2 separate regions of the Homo sapiens genome follow, and region 2 is linked to region 1. Evidence: chromatin contacts called from ENCODE Hi-C or POLR2A ChIA-PET data. All regions are on one chromosome and are shown on one strand. Each heading gives the region's core, a stretch centred on a gene start or an enhancer-like site at or near the end of the contact. The rest is flanking DNA. Distances are from core to core; before and after follow the strand shown.

What was found. A loop is a pair of places that touch in the nucleus more often than their neighbours do. ChIA-PET counts read pairs that join two places held with the same protein, here RNA polymerase II (POLR2A).
Region 2: a loop to region 1 is called in a map of IMR-90, with 2.6 times the contacts of the local background. The contact joins two enhancer-like sites. A Hi-C loop is called at or near these places in 2 of 168 maps with a recorded cell type or tissue (IMR-90 and OCI-LY7). POLR2A ChIA-PET finds 5 or more read pairs at or near these places in 1 of 52 experiments (SK-N-SH).

What each region holds. Positions count from the first base shown.
Region 1 is chr2:40,034,881-40,040,931 of GRCh38, forward strand. The region is part of intron 2 of SLC8A1-AS1 (SLC8A1 antisense RNA 1); the gene reads left to right. Among named protein-coding and RNA genes, the nearest start is that of SLC8A1-AS1, 120 kb to the left of the region's middle. Within about 2 kb of position 2,576, at least 2 of the 41 ENCODE cell types and tissues checked have a DNase peak (open chromatin) inside an H3K27ac peak, as active enhancers do.
Region 2 is chr2:40,236,839-40,242,889 of GRCh38, forward strand. All of the region lies in intron 2 of SLC8A1 (solute carrier family 8 member A1), which reads right to left. The region is part of intron 3 of SLC8A1-AS1 (SLC8A1 antisense RNA 1); the gene reads left to right. Among named protein-coding and RNA genes, the nearest start is that of SLC8A1, 210 kb to the right of the region's middle. RefSeq lists an enhancer at 5,422-5,972. Within about 2 kb of position 3,438, at least 15 of the 41 ENCODE cell types and tissues checked have a DNase peak (open chromatin) inside an H3K27ac peak, as active enhancers do.

The DNA.
Region 1 (6,051 bases), core at 1,326-3,825:
CCAGAAAGACTGGACCTGAGGCACACTGGCTGTCAGCCTAGTCAGTGCTTCCACATAACCTCATAGGAGGCACAAAAGAAGCAGACCTGTCCTTCCAAAAGTCTGGAGCTTGCTGGGGCAGCAGCATCTTAGAATGGGGGTGACTAATGCAGATCAATGATGACTGATGTTGTAAGAAGGTTCCCTGGTGCTTGGCTTTGCATAATGTGCTAGGGCTTTTCCTATGGAGGGGGACCCCCAGAAATGACAGATGTGATTTTATATTTCTGTGGATGTGTCCTAAAATTTCATTTTACTTGATTAGAAATAAATAAAGTGAGGATTTAAATTCTAGATTTCTGTTTCCTAGGGGATTACTTTCTCGTAGCCTCCTCGGATCCTGGTGCCTAAGTCCAACCTATTACCACTGGGATGTGGGTCACATCAGTACAGATATGCAACTCTTTCATTGTTTTCCATAAAAAATAAAACCCACTCTAAATATTTGGTCAACTTGGGGTCATGGGGAGAGACCATGTTACTCTGCAGTCTTATACCATTTTGCTATTTCTTCTCCTTCTACATCTCCCCTTTCCTTTTGTATCAAGAATGGGCTCCTATGTCTTCACTGGCTCTTTAGGCTAGTATTGTTCTCAATGGTCTGTTTTCTTTTTTCTTTCTTTTCCTTCCTTTCTTTTCTTTCTTTCCTTTCTTTTCTTTTCTTTTTTTTTTCTTTCTTTTCTTTTCTTTCTTGACAGAGTCTTACTCTGTTGTCCAGGCTGGAGTACAGGGGTGCAATCTCGGCTCACTGGAACCTCCACCTCCTGGGTTCAAGTGATTTTCCTGCCTCAGCCTCCCGAGTAGCTGGGACTACAGGTGTCTGCCACCATGCCTTACTAATTTTTGTATTTTTAGTAGAGATGGGGTTTCACCATGTTGGCCAGGCTAGTCTCAAACTTCTGACCTCAGGTAATCTGCTCACCACAGCCTCCCAAAATGCTGGGATTACAGGAGTGAGCCAGTGCACCTGGCCTCATTGGTCTGTTTTCATAAATTGTTAAATTTTTTAGTATATTCTCTGTTCTTAATCATCCTTCTAAGAAGCAGCAAAACAAATTTCTCTCCTTTTCATTTTATAACAAGTAGGTAATGATCTTTTGGAGCTTGATAATACCCTTGAAGATCTCATGCTCTCCCACAACTTCCTTAAGGAAATAGTTCTAGATATGTATAGTTCCCTTTCTAAAAGGCATTCTGTAGAATAAAGTTATATATGATATATAAAACACCCTCTTCAAAAGTTTTCAAGTTACGTGATTGAGATAATTATGGCAGAAATACCAAATCCCATTTCATTTTTCTCTTCTTGGGTTTTTGGAAGACAACATCCTCTAGCGTTCCTTGCAGTTAGGTTGTGGCCATGTGACTGGTCTGCAATGAGCCATGAGCAGAAATGAAAAAGTGTCATTTTTAGGCTGAAGGATTTGAAAACCAGTGTGCAGCTCTCCAGCATTCTCTGTGTACCACAGCAACTGCAGAAGCTGTGTGTTAAGATATTTGTGTTCCAAAATGGAAGCAACCTGGACCACAGAGCATTTTCTCTAGAGAGTTCCCTGACTGAATTTAACTCCTATTGGCAGAGAAATAAACCGCTGTTATTTTAGGGCACTAAGGGTTGGGTGTTATAGGAAGTTATCAAGTAACTTCTGCATAGCCAAATTGATGGTTAAGCTTTATCCTGATTAATATGACCAACTCTCAGATCAGACTTACTGGGTTCCATTGCATGCCCTACCTCTTTCTAGCTGATCTTAGAAAAATTACTAAATCTTCTTAAGGCTCAGTTTCCTCGTCCTTACAATAGTACCTTACTCACAGAGTGATGAGGAGACAGGAAATATGAGGTGCTTAAAATAATATCTAGTACAAGATAAGTGTTCAAAAAGCATTAGCTTTTTGATGATAATTATGATGCATTATGATGACTAAATTCTAAAACAAAGCTATTGGTGTAAGCATATAAATACTCCTAAACAATTTCAATGTCCATATTTTTGTTTGTATTTAGAACTAATTATTCTTCTAAAGCAATAGCATTAGGAAAGTTATTGTTCAGTCAATATGTTTATTTTACTGAGGGGCAGTCATCAGATGTATGAGCATTAGTTTCTCACATTTGTTATCACATAATTGCATATAGTACTGTTTTATAAATATTTTAATCTTTTGCAATCATGGTTACATCTCTTTCATTCCTAAACCAGGTTATTTTTACCCTTTTTTCTCTCATAGTGTGATTTGTCTTGTCATCAACTCATCTTTCTATAAGTAGATGGCCGTCATGCCTTCTTCTTGTCAGTACATGTGGCAGTGACTTCCAGACATCCCTGATTCTGCTCACCTACCTTTGCTTATGCTGTTGTAAAGGTGGTGGGGAGGGTAGACGAGAGGTTGAGGGAGGAAAGGGACAAGATCCTTTCATGGCTTAATGCCTAGGTGGCTGGAAGTTTGGGTGTGACCTCACCAATGCGAAGGAACCCCGAGCTAGTTTTGTGCCTGCAGCGTGTGGGTGTGCAGTATGGAGAGTGAGATTTCAGGGTCAGCACAGAGCAGCATTTGTCACGTGCATTTGTGGTGCTGGCAGGACATTAAGATGGAGACATCCTGTGGCTTTTTAGAAATACAGAAGTTGAATTTTAGAAACAGTTTGCGCCTGTCTTTGGTAATTACTTTAGAAGAGAAGTTACAAGCAGAGGGATTGAGGCACAACAAAAAAGACTCCTTCACTTAAGGTATGGAGGAAGGAAAGGGAAGCAGTTAAGAGTATAAAGAGGAGGACCGTGGAAAGAAGATATTGCTCTGCAAGTCAAAAAGTAACAGTTGCATAGAGAGTAGCTGGCACATAATAGACACTAAGTAATTATTAAATGAATGAATGGAAGGGCATTGGACTATGCTAAATAGTACAGGCCATTCAAGGAGAATGCAGACTCATTCCTGACTCTATTTCACATCTTTTTTGTATTATTTGTTAATCTTATTTCTTGTTTTGTTTAGTATCCACTCCTCCACCTCAGTTTTATTTTACCTTGCTGGCTAAACTCATTTTGGAACAAAATAAAATATTGAGAAACAAAAGTATTTTTTTCAAGGTGACTATAAATTAGCATGATTTTAAAAACTAAGGAGTGAGTATATTTTCTGTTCTCATTGCACCAGGAGATTTCTGCCCCAAAGAACTTTATTATTAGGCTCTGAGTAAGCACATTGCCATAAGGACTTTACCCCTGATGCTTCTAGATGGCATCATCATTATAACAATAGATTTTCAGCTGTAAAATATTTCCGTGTAATTTCTATCCCAATGAATAGTAAAATATAGGCACGTAAGGGCCTATATGTAATGCCATGTTAAGAAAAGATTAGATAACAAATGATAATAGTGGTGACTTGTAAGTATGCATATATGTATACATATTAAATATACATGCAGTTATAAATCTTTATATAGAACATTTCTGAGGGAACCAAGGAGATGTGACTACTTGTTAATTCCTTGACAATTTTCCTTCCTAGATATTGAAGAAGTTGGAATTTTGGTTTTTGGTTTTGGCACTGTCGATCCCAATCTTTCCTTACTCTCCACTCTACAAGCTGTCTCTCCTGATTTTCCTTCAACTGAACATCGAGGACCTTGTCTTCAACCAAGCCTGCAGGGCTTAGCCATGTCCACGTGCTGCTGCACACAGGTGGTGGCTCTCTCCTGGGCTGCCAGCCTTTAGCCATCTATCTCCAGCTAGGGGTGCCGTGCATTTTGCAGCCGGGAGCCAATTACTCTTTCTGAAGCCTGTCTGTTCTTTTGGCAGCCAGACACAGAAGTGGAGTGAATTGGTAGTGAGCATGGGAACAGAGAAGGAGAAGAGTGGGACTATCTGTGGAGAGGATCTATTTGGTGACAGTTTCAGCCACACCCATGAACTGCTAAGCAAGAAGCCATTCCATTGGCTTGACTCTTAATGTTTATCTCTGATATAAACAGCAGAAAGATGAGCTAGAGAGATAAAACTAAACAGTGCATTTTCCTTGGACAGCAAGTACTCCGTATTATACCATTTTGTGTTTCCACAGTGCTGTTGACAGCTATTGGCTTAAATTAATGTTTCTACCTCAAAATATGGGTCACGTGCTAAAGCAAACAGATAGGACTGAGTAGGTAAATGAGGTAAGGTGAAATTAAAAGTATTTTGCAAGTCCTCAAGATATGCATATTCACATTTCATTTCCCCCTCATTTAGGGGAAGAAAAACTGATATTGTATAGGAAAAGTGCCTAAAATGAAAGAAACTTGAATTATTGCATGTCACATCGTTCAAATTTCACAAACTTGGATTCCTGAGGTCTTGTTTATTTGGGACCTTCCTGTGTTTGAGATTTCATTTATAGCACACACTTGCGGTATGACTCTCATTTCAGCTCCAGTTACCACTAGACTTGTGTAAACGTGTGTGCGTGTGTGTGTATGTATATGTATATGCAATTATATAAATTATATAAATAAATCTCCAAATGCAAGTAAATATTGTGTAACTTAAGGATCTAACCCGGAGTTCTCAGAGTTCTTAAGGAGCAGGGCTCTGAATGTGATAACTGAGTAGTCCCTGTTACTATTTAATTTATGACAATTCCTAGTGTTGGTAATCATTTACATATTTATTTCATGTTTCTGTATTTCAATAGCTGCCTAGCTTTCACACAGTACTTTTGGAACTAATAAACCTATTCCATTACCTTGTTGGATGTGCTGTTTCACTTTTAATCTATTGTGGCTTGTTGCAGTGGCCTAATTAAAAGCATGTAGCAGCCATGTTACTTAATTTCACAAATGACTCACTTAATACCCTTCACAGGAAGTGTGTCTTCTGTAGAACATTTCAACTGAATGTTTTTTTCTGACTTCTTCTCAGTGGACCTGTTGTTGAGTGACATCTCATCAGACACTTTGTGTTGGGTTTACATTTTTTTTAAGCTTTAAGAATAATTTTACTTACATTAAATTATTTTATTAAAAGAAAAGTCTTTTCATTCTAAATTTATTATTGATAAATGCAGCCTTATTTATTAAACTAAAAGAGGAAGAGGAAGATGAGCTGGAATCTCTCTGTGGTGCCTTGGATGGTTTTGGGATTCCAAGGAATTTGAGTCAGTTATCAACACCTTTTAGTTATATCTTCCAGGGTTTCTTCTGGGTTTTCTTTCTTCCATTACACTTTAAATTATTCTGTACCACATTAACCTCTGAATCCCGGTACAGTGGAGTTGATTGTGTATGACTATCTGAGATAATACAAATTGTTAATATTATAGAAAGACTATATTTTGCATTAGAATGCAATTTTGTGATTAAATTTGAATTTCCACGTCTGTAGTCCTGGTCACTCTCAGTATTTCCTCCCAAATAATGATGTCACCAACACAGGAGAATGATAGGAAACAGCCTGGTACACCTCTCTTACTATTTCTCCTCAATACTTCTGTTCTTTCTTATTTGTGCTAGGAGTAGGTTGTACTCTTCTCAGAAATGCAGCTAAAACCAGTCGAAGTTCTAACTGATCTATCCTTGTCTTCTTTCTGTCCAAATCCCCATCCCAATGCAACTTTTTTTTTTTTTTTTTTTTTTTTTTTTTTTTTTACTGGAATGGGGGAGAATATTAAATATTGTTTCTTAAATATTTTGACAGATGGGCTGAAAGTTTTATAGAAAATGTAACAATCAGCTTCCTGATTTAAGAAAACCATCTTAAACAAAAAGGATACTTGGTGGCAGGATATTAGGAGAAAGTCCCTGAGTAGGTAGGAGATGCAAGCTAGATCCAAGGTAGCAAAGGGTTGGGAAACTAAGGGAGTCTTCAGAGGGAGAAGCCAGGTGCCCACCCAGGGCCATGCTGCAGAGCTGCTATTTTCTAAAATTTTTATTTGCATAAATATAAGGAACACAAATGCAATTTTGGTACATGGATATATTACATAGTGGTGAAGTCTGGGCTTTTAGTGTACTCATCACACGAATCATTA
Region 2 (6,051 bases), core at 2,188-4,687, 200 kb after region 1:
TTATTTCTCCTTCGCTTATGAAGCTTAGTTTGGCTGGATATGAAATTCTGGGTTGAAAATTCTTTTCTTTAAGAATGTTGAACATTGGCCCCCACTCTCTTCTGGCTTGTAGGGTTTCTGCCGAGAGATCCGCTGTTAGTCTGATGGGCTTCCCTTTGAGGGTAACCCGACCTTTCTCTCTGGTTGCCCTTAACATTTTTTTTTTCCTTCATTTCAACTTTGGTGAATCTGACAATTATGTGTCTTGGAGTTGCTCTTCTCGAGGAGTATCTTTGTGGCGTTCTCTGTATTTCCTGAATCTGAACGTTGGCCTGCCTTGCTAGATTGGGGAAGTTCTCCTGGATAATATCCTGCAGCTTGTTTTCCAACTTGGTTCCATTGTCCCCATCGCTTTCAGGTACACCAATCAGACGTAGATTTGGTCTTTTCACATAGTCCCATATTTCTTGGAGGCTTTGCTCATTTCTTTTTATTCTTTTTTCTCTAAACTTCCCTTCTCACTTCATTTCATTCATTTCATCTTCCATTGCTGACACCCTTTCTTCCAGTTGATTGCATCAGCTCCTGAGGCTTCTGCATTCTTCACGTAGTTCTTGAGCCTTGGTTTTCAGCTCCATCAGCTACTTTAAGCATTTCTCTGTATTGGTTATTCTAGTTATACATTCTTCTAAATTTTTTTCAAAGTTTTCAACTTCTTTGCCTTTGGTTTGAATGTCCTCCCGTAGCTCAGAGTAATTTGATCGTCTGAAGCCTTCTTCTCTCAGCTCATCAAAGTCATTCTCCATCCAGCTTTGTTCCGTTGCTGGTGAGGAACTGTGTTCCTTTGGAGGAGGAGAGGCGCTCTGCTTTTTAGAGTTTCCAGTTTTTCTGTTCTGTTTTTTCCCCATCTTTGTGGTTTTATCTACTTTTGGTCTTTGATGATGGTGATGTACAGATGGGTTTTTGGTGTGGACGTCCTTTCTGTTTGTTAGTTTTCCTTCTAACAGACAGGACCCTCAGCTGCAGGTCTGTTGGAATACCCTGCCATGGGAGGTGTCAGTGTGCCCCTGCTGGGGGGTGCCTCCCAGTTAGGCTGCTCGGGGGTCAGGGGTCAGGGACCCACTTGGGGAGGCAGTCTGCCCGTTCTCAGATCTCCAGCTGCGTGCTGGGAGAACCACTGCTCTCTTCAAAGCTGTCAGACAGGGACATTTAAGTCTGCAAAAGTTACTGCTGTCTTTTTGTTTGTCTGTGCCCTGCCCCCAGAGGTGGAGCCTACAGAGGCAGGCAGGCCTCCTTGAGCTGTGGTGGACTCCACCCAGTTCGAGCTTCCCGGCTGCTTTGTTTACCTAATCAAGCCTGGGCAATGGCGGGCGCCCCTCCCCCAGCCTCGCTGCCGCCTTGCAGTTTGATCTCAGACTGCTGTGCTAGCAATCAGTGAGACTCCGTGGGCGTAGGACCCTCCCAGCCAGGTGCGGGATATAATCTCGTGGTGGGCCGTTTTTTAAGCCCGTTGGAAAAGCGCAGTATTCGGGTGGGAGTGACCCGATTTTCCAGGTGCTGTCCGTCACCCCTTTCTTTGACTCGGAAGGGAAACTCCCTGACCCCTTGCACTTCCCAAGTGAGGCAATGCTCGCCCTGCTTCGGCTCGCACACGGTGCGCGCACCCACTGACCTGTGCCCACTGTCTGGCACTCCCTAGTGAGATGAACCCAGTACCTCAGATGGAAATGCAGAAATCGCCCGTCTTCTGCGTCGCTCACGCTGGGAGCTGTAGACCGGAGCTGTTCCTATTCGGCCATCTTGGCTCCTCGATCGTCTTCTGTTTCTTACTGGCAATATTCCCCAAGCTAGAGCTATGCAATCAGTCTTCTATATTCCTTAAATCTGTATAGTCTATTGTAAAGTTAAGTATGAGTTTCTATTATATAAATTAACTCAAGTATTGTTCAGAGATTTTACTTATATAAATTTTTTTTCATCTGGAGGAAATTAATGTATATCATTATATATAGAAGCCATTTTCTCCTGAAAGTAACAATGTAGGTACTTTGATGTTATTTGCAGTGAAATTTACCTTTACAGGGATAACTGCAGTAACCTTTTAAATGAACATATGTATATATGTGAACTTGCACCTGTTATTGTTGTCATGGAAACAGTTCCAAAACATAAGATACAATTCTATTATTGAGGCAGTATAGTTCCCCAAATGAATTTTAATGAAATTGCAGCAGAAAAAAAAAAAAGAATTTTATGGAGGCTTCTAAATTATTTAGTAAAGTTTGCCAACTAGAATCTGACTACATCATACCATAGTAATCTTCACCTAAAAAGGAAACAACAGTCAGCAAATGTCAATCATGCAAAAAGGGGCATAAAGTAGGTTTATTTAAAAAGTGAACACAGTACCCCAATTCTAGCTTTTTAGTGTCTATCTTTAATATTGCCCAATCACTACTCCTATTGTTGATGGAAGTATATTTGACCATTAGCTGTCTGAGTGGCACACACCAAGATCACTGAGTTATCTGGATTTTTTTCCTAGTTTCTGTCATCTTTGGGCTTTCTATTGACATGAGGTGAATAGATTTAGGGCTAGAATGTTTTAAATGCTGAGAGACCTAAAGGACCTCTATTTCAACCCATTGCATTACAGATTAGGGAACCAATGCCTAAAAAAGTTAGGTGATTTGTCTGAGGTACACAAGTAAATGTGGCAGGGCTGCATTAGGGGTTGGGTTTCTGACTCTCCTCCTCCCATGCACAGTCACTGTGCTGCCTCGTGAAATACAGCCCTCTCTGCTGCCAGTTACAACTGGTGCATTCTACTCCAGCCTGGGCAACAGAGCAAGACTCTGTCTCAAAAAAACAAAAACAAAAACAAAAAAACTGGTGCATTCTTTCATAAAGGAAAGAAATCAAATTCTGAATGTGAATACCTGAATTTTCATTCCCCACTTACATTGTTACAGGAGTGAAGTACAATTTGCTTAATGAAATAAAATTTCAGTATCCTCCTTAGTGTATGTATCTCCTCACTAAATATGTTGATTGCATGTAGATTACTTCTTTTACCCATGGAAACCGAACGAATATCTTAATGTAAGAAGAGTAGTTTTCTCAATTTGTAACCACTGCTTCACCTCTTCTGTAATCCGAAGTCATGTGAATGAAATGTCCCAGGCTCATAATGAAGCCAACTGTGAAACCAGCGCTTACCTCCAAGTCAAGAGCCTGGGAAACATCTATGGAGCTTAGCTTAAAACTATCTGATGATGAATTGGGACTCCAGTATATCATTTTGTGCACACAGTTATGGCATAATATTTGGGGGAAAGGAAGCCTTCACAGTTATAAAATATGAGTGGGAAATGATTATCCCTAGATACAGAGAGTACTTATTATGTAACTGTTGTTAAGGGCTGACGACATGGCAGGCTCTGTGCCAAGTCAAGTCTCCGACGGAGCGGAGGACTCCCCAGGCTCTAGAAGGCCCCTGAGACAGTGTGTCATACAGTGATGAGGGGTAGAAAATACTCTAACCATTCAGGATGTGATTGTTTTGGCTTCCTCTCGGCTGAGCTTTTGGCACTTGAACTGGACCCAATGCAACACCACAGCTGGGAAATGACATTATTTGGATTGGTTAAGAGGAGTTTTTGAAGCAAACCCCACTGTAGTATTAGAGAAATAAAAAAATTCCTGCTATATCCAACAAGTCCCAGAGAGGCTGTCTCTCTATTGTTCACATGTTTGGACATGAATGTGCATTTATGAACACTTTTTTGTATAAATACACAGATATATAAGCTATGCAAAGCCATATAAATCTGTACTACTAGAATAATTCATTCCATAAATATTTCTTGAGCATTCACTACATACCAAGCACATTTTTCTAGTTTAAAAGTGAAGTCGGGCATGGCAGCTCCTGCCTGTACTCCCAGCTACTTAGGAGACTGAGGCAGGAGGATTGCATGAACCTAGGAGTTCAAGGCTGCAGTGAACCATGATCATTGCCATTGCACTACTGCCTGGATGACAGAATGATACCCCGACTCAAAAAAAAGTGACCCACATGTGTATTTGTCACTTTTAAAATAGAGACAATAAATTTCTTCCGTGATTTTTAAAGAACTTAAAACAGAGGTACTATTCAACCCAGCAATCCCATTATTGGGTATATACCCAAAGGAAAATAAATCATTCTACCAAAAAGGCACATGGACTTGCACGTTCATCACTATGCCATTCACAATAGCAAAGGCATGGAATCAAGTCAGGTGCCCATCAACAGTGGATTGGATAAAGCTAATACGGTATATATACACCATGGAATATTACACAGCCATAAAAAAGAACAAAATCATGGTTTTTGCAGTGATATGGATGCAAGTGGAGGCCATAATCCTCAGCGAATTAACACAGCAACAGAAAACCAAATACCACGTGTTCTCACTTACAAATGGGAGATAATCACTGAGCATACACGGACATAAACGTGGGTATAATAGACACTCTGGACTACCTGGAATAGGGGGCATGGGTTGAAAAACTACTTTATCAGTACTGTACTCAGTACCTGAATGACGAGATCCACACCCCAAACTTCAGCATCACACAATAAACCCGCACATGTACCCCCTCCGTCAAAAATAAAAGTTGAAATTTAAATAATAAATTCCTTCCTCACAGGTATTAAAAAGCACAATGTGAGTAAAGTACCTGATATGTGACCATAAATACCTGTCCCCCTTTGACCTCTTCTTTGCCCTCCCCTAACCTTGAGGTGTGATTAACCTTCCTGCCTTTTCAAATTCTGAAGACCACAACAGAGTAGGGAAAGAAGAGTGTGAAGGTGGTCCATCTAATCCCAATTCAGAGCCTGGGACAGACACCCATACTGAATCCTCTACTTTAGAAAAGAACTCCACAGGCTTTGAGAGTGACCTGTCACTTGTCATAGCCCCTAAGGACTATGAGCTTTTTCACCATAAGCATTGCCTATTTGTTCCAATCTAGTAAGATCAGATTTATCAACAGACAGAAAAATAGATATCAGTTTTTTTCTTATTCTAAAAACAATATGTTTATGTTGTTGAATACTGGGATAAAATATAGAAAATATTAATTATTCATAATTCCTAATCCAAGCAGTGTTCCACTCAATAATTTGATCTATTTCCTATAGTTTGCTACTAACTTCGGGGCAGATCTCCAGAAAATAAATATTGATGGGGCTATGATGTCTCCATTTTGACTAAATATATTGTTATATAAAGTGGTAACGCCTTACAATTTAAGTGTGAGAAGGATGTGTGTGTGTGTGCGTGTGTGTGTGTGAGAGAGAGACAGAGAATATGAATATGAATATGACAATACTTTGGAGAAATGTGTCCATTAGAATTTTACCACAAGCCAGACTGAAAACATCAAAGATGTTTAAGTAAAGCCTGTTTAGTTCTTTGTGAATGTAATTTTGGAAAACAAACTAAAACATAAAGATAAAAGGTCCACATTTCCTTTCATATTTGCAAATAAGGCTTATTTCATGAATGGTGAAATCGCTTTGTGTAATTTGTAACCTCATTGTTGTCCTGGATTGCCTGCCATGCTGCCTGTGTTTATGTTGCTTCTCCCTATGGCATGTGCTCTGAGCAGACAAGGGTATAATTATAAATCTCCATCCACTAACAAGAACAATGGTTGCATCCAGCAACTCGACTCTCCCTTTGTGAAGCTCTACAGGGATACCGTCTTGAATGTCAAAGGTCTACAAATGTCATAGAAACAGCTGCCACCACTTCTTTGCATTAGGCATCTCTTTCAACATTTACTCATGGTATTGCCTTACCCATCTAGGCAGAAGCAAACCAAAATCCAGAGATTTTAAAATATGGTATCTATAATTACAAGAAACAACAAGAAACCAAAGAGGAATACAAATACAACCATGCCTTGTGTTTCAAGACTTTCTAGACTTGCTTAGAAAAAAAGAGACTAAATTTTTGTCTCTGGGCAAAGTTAGTCAGACGAGAAAGACAAACTTCACATGCAAGGTATACTTTTTGC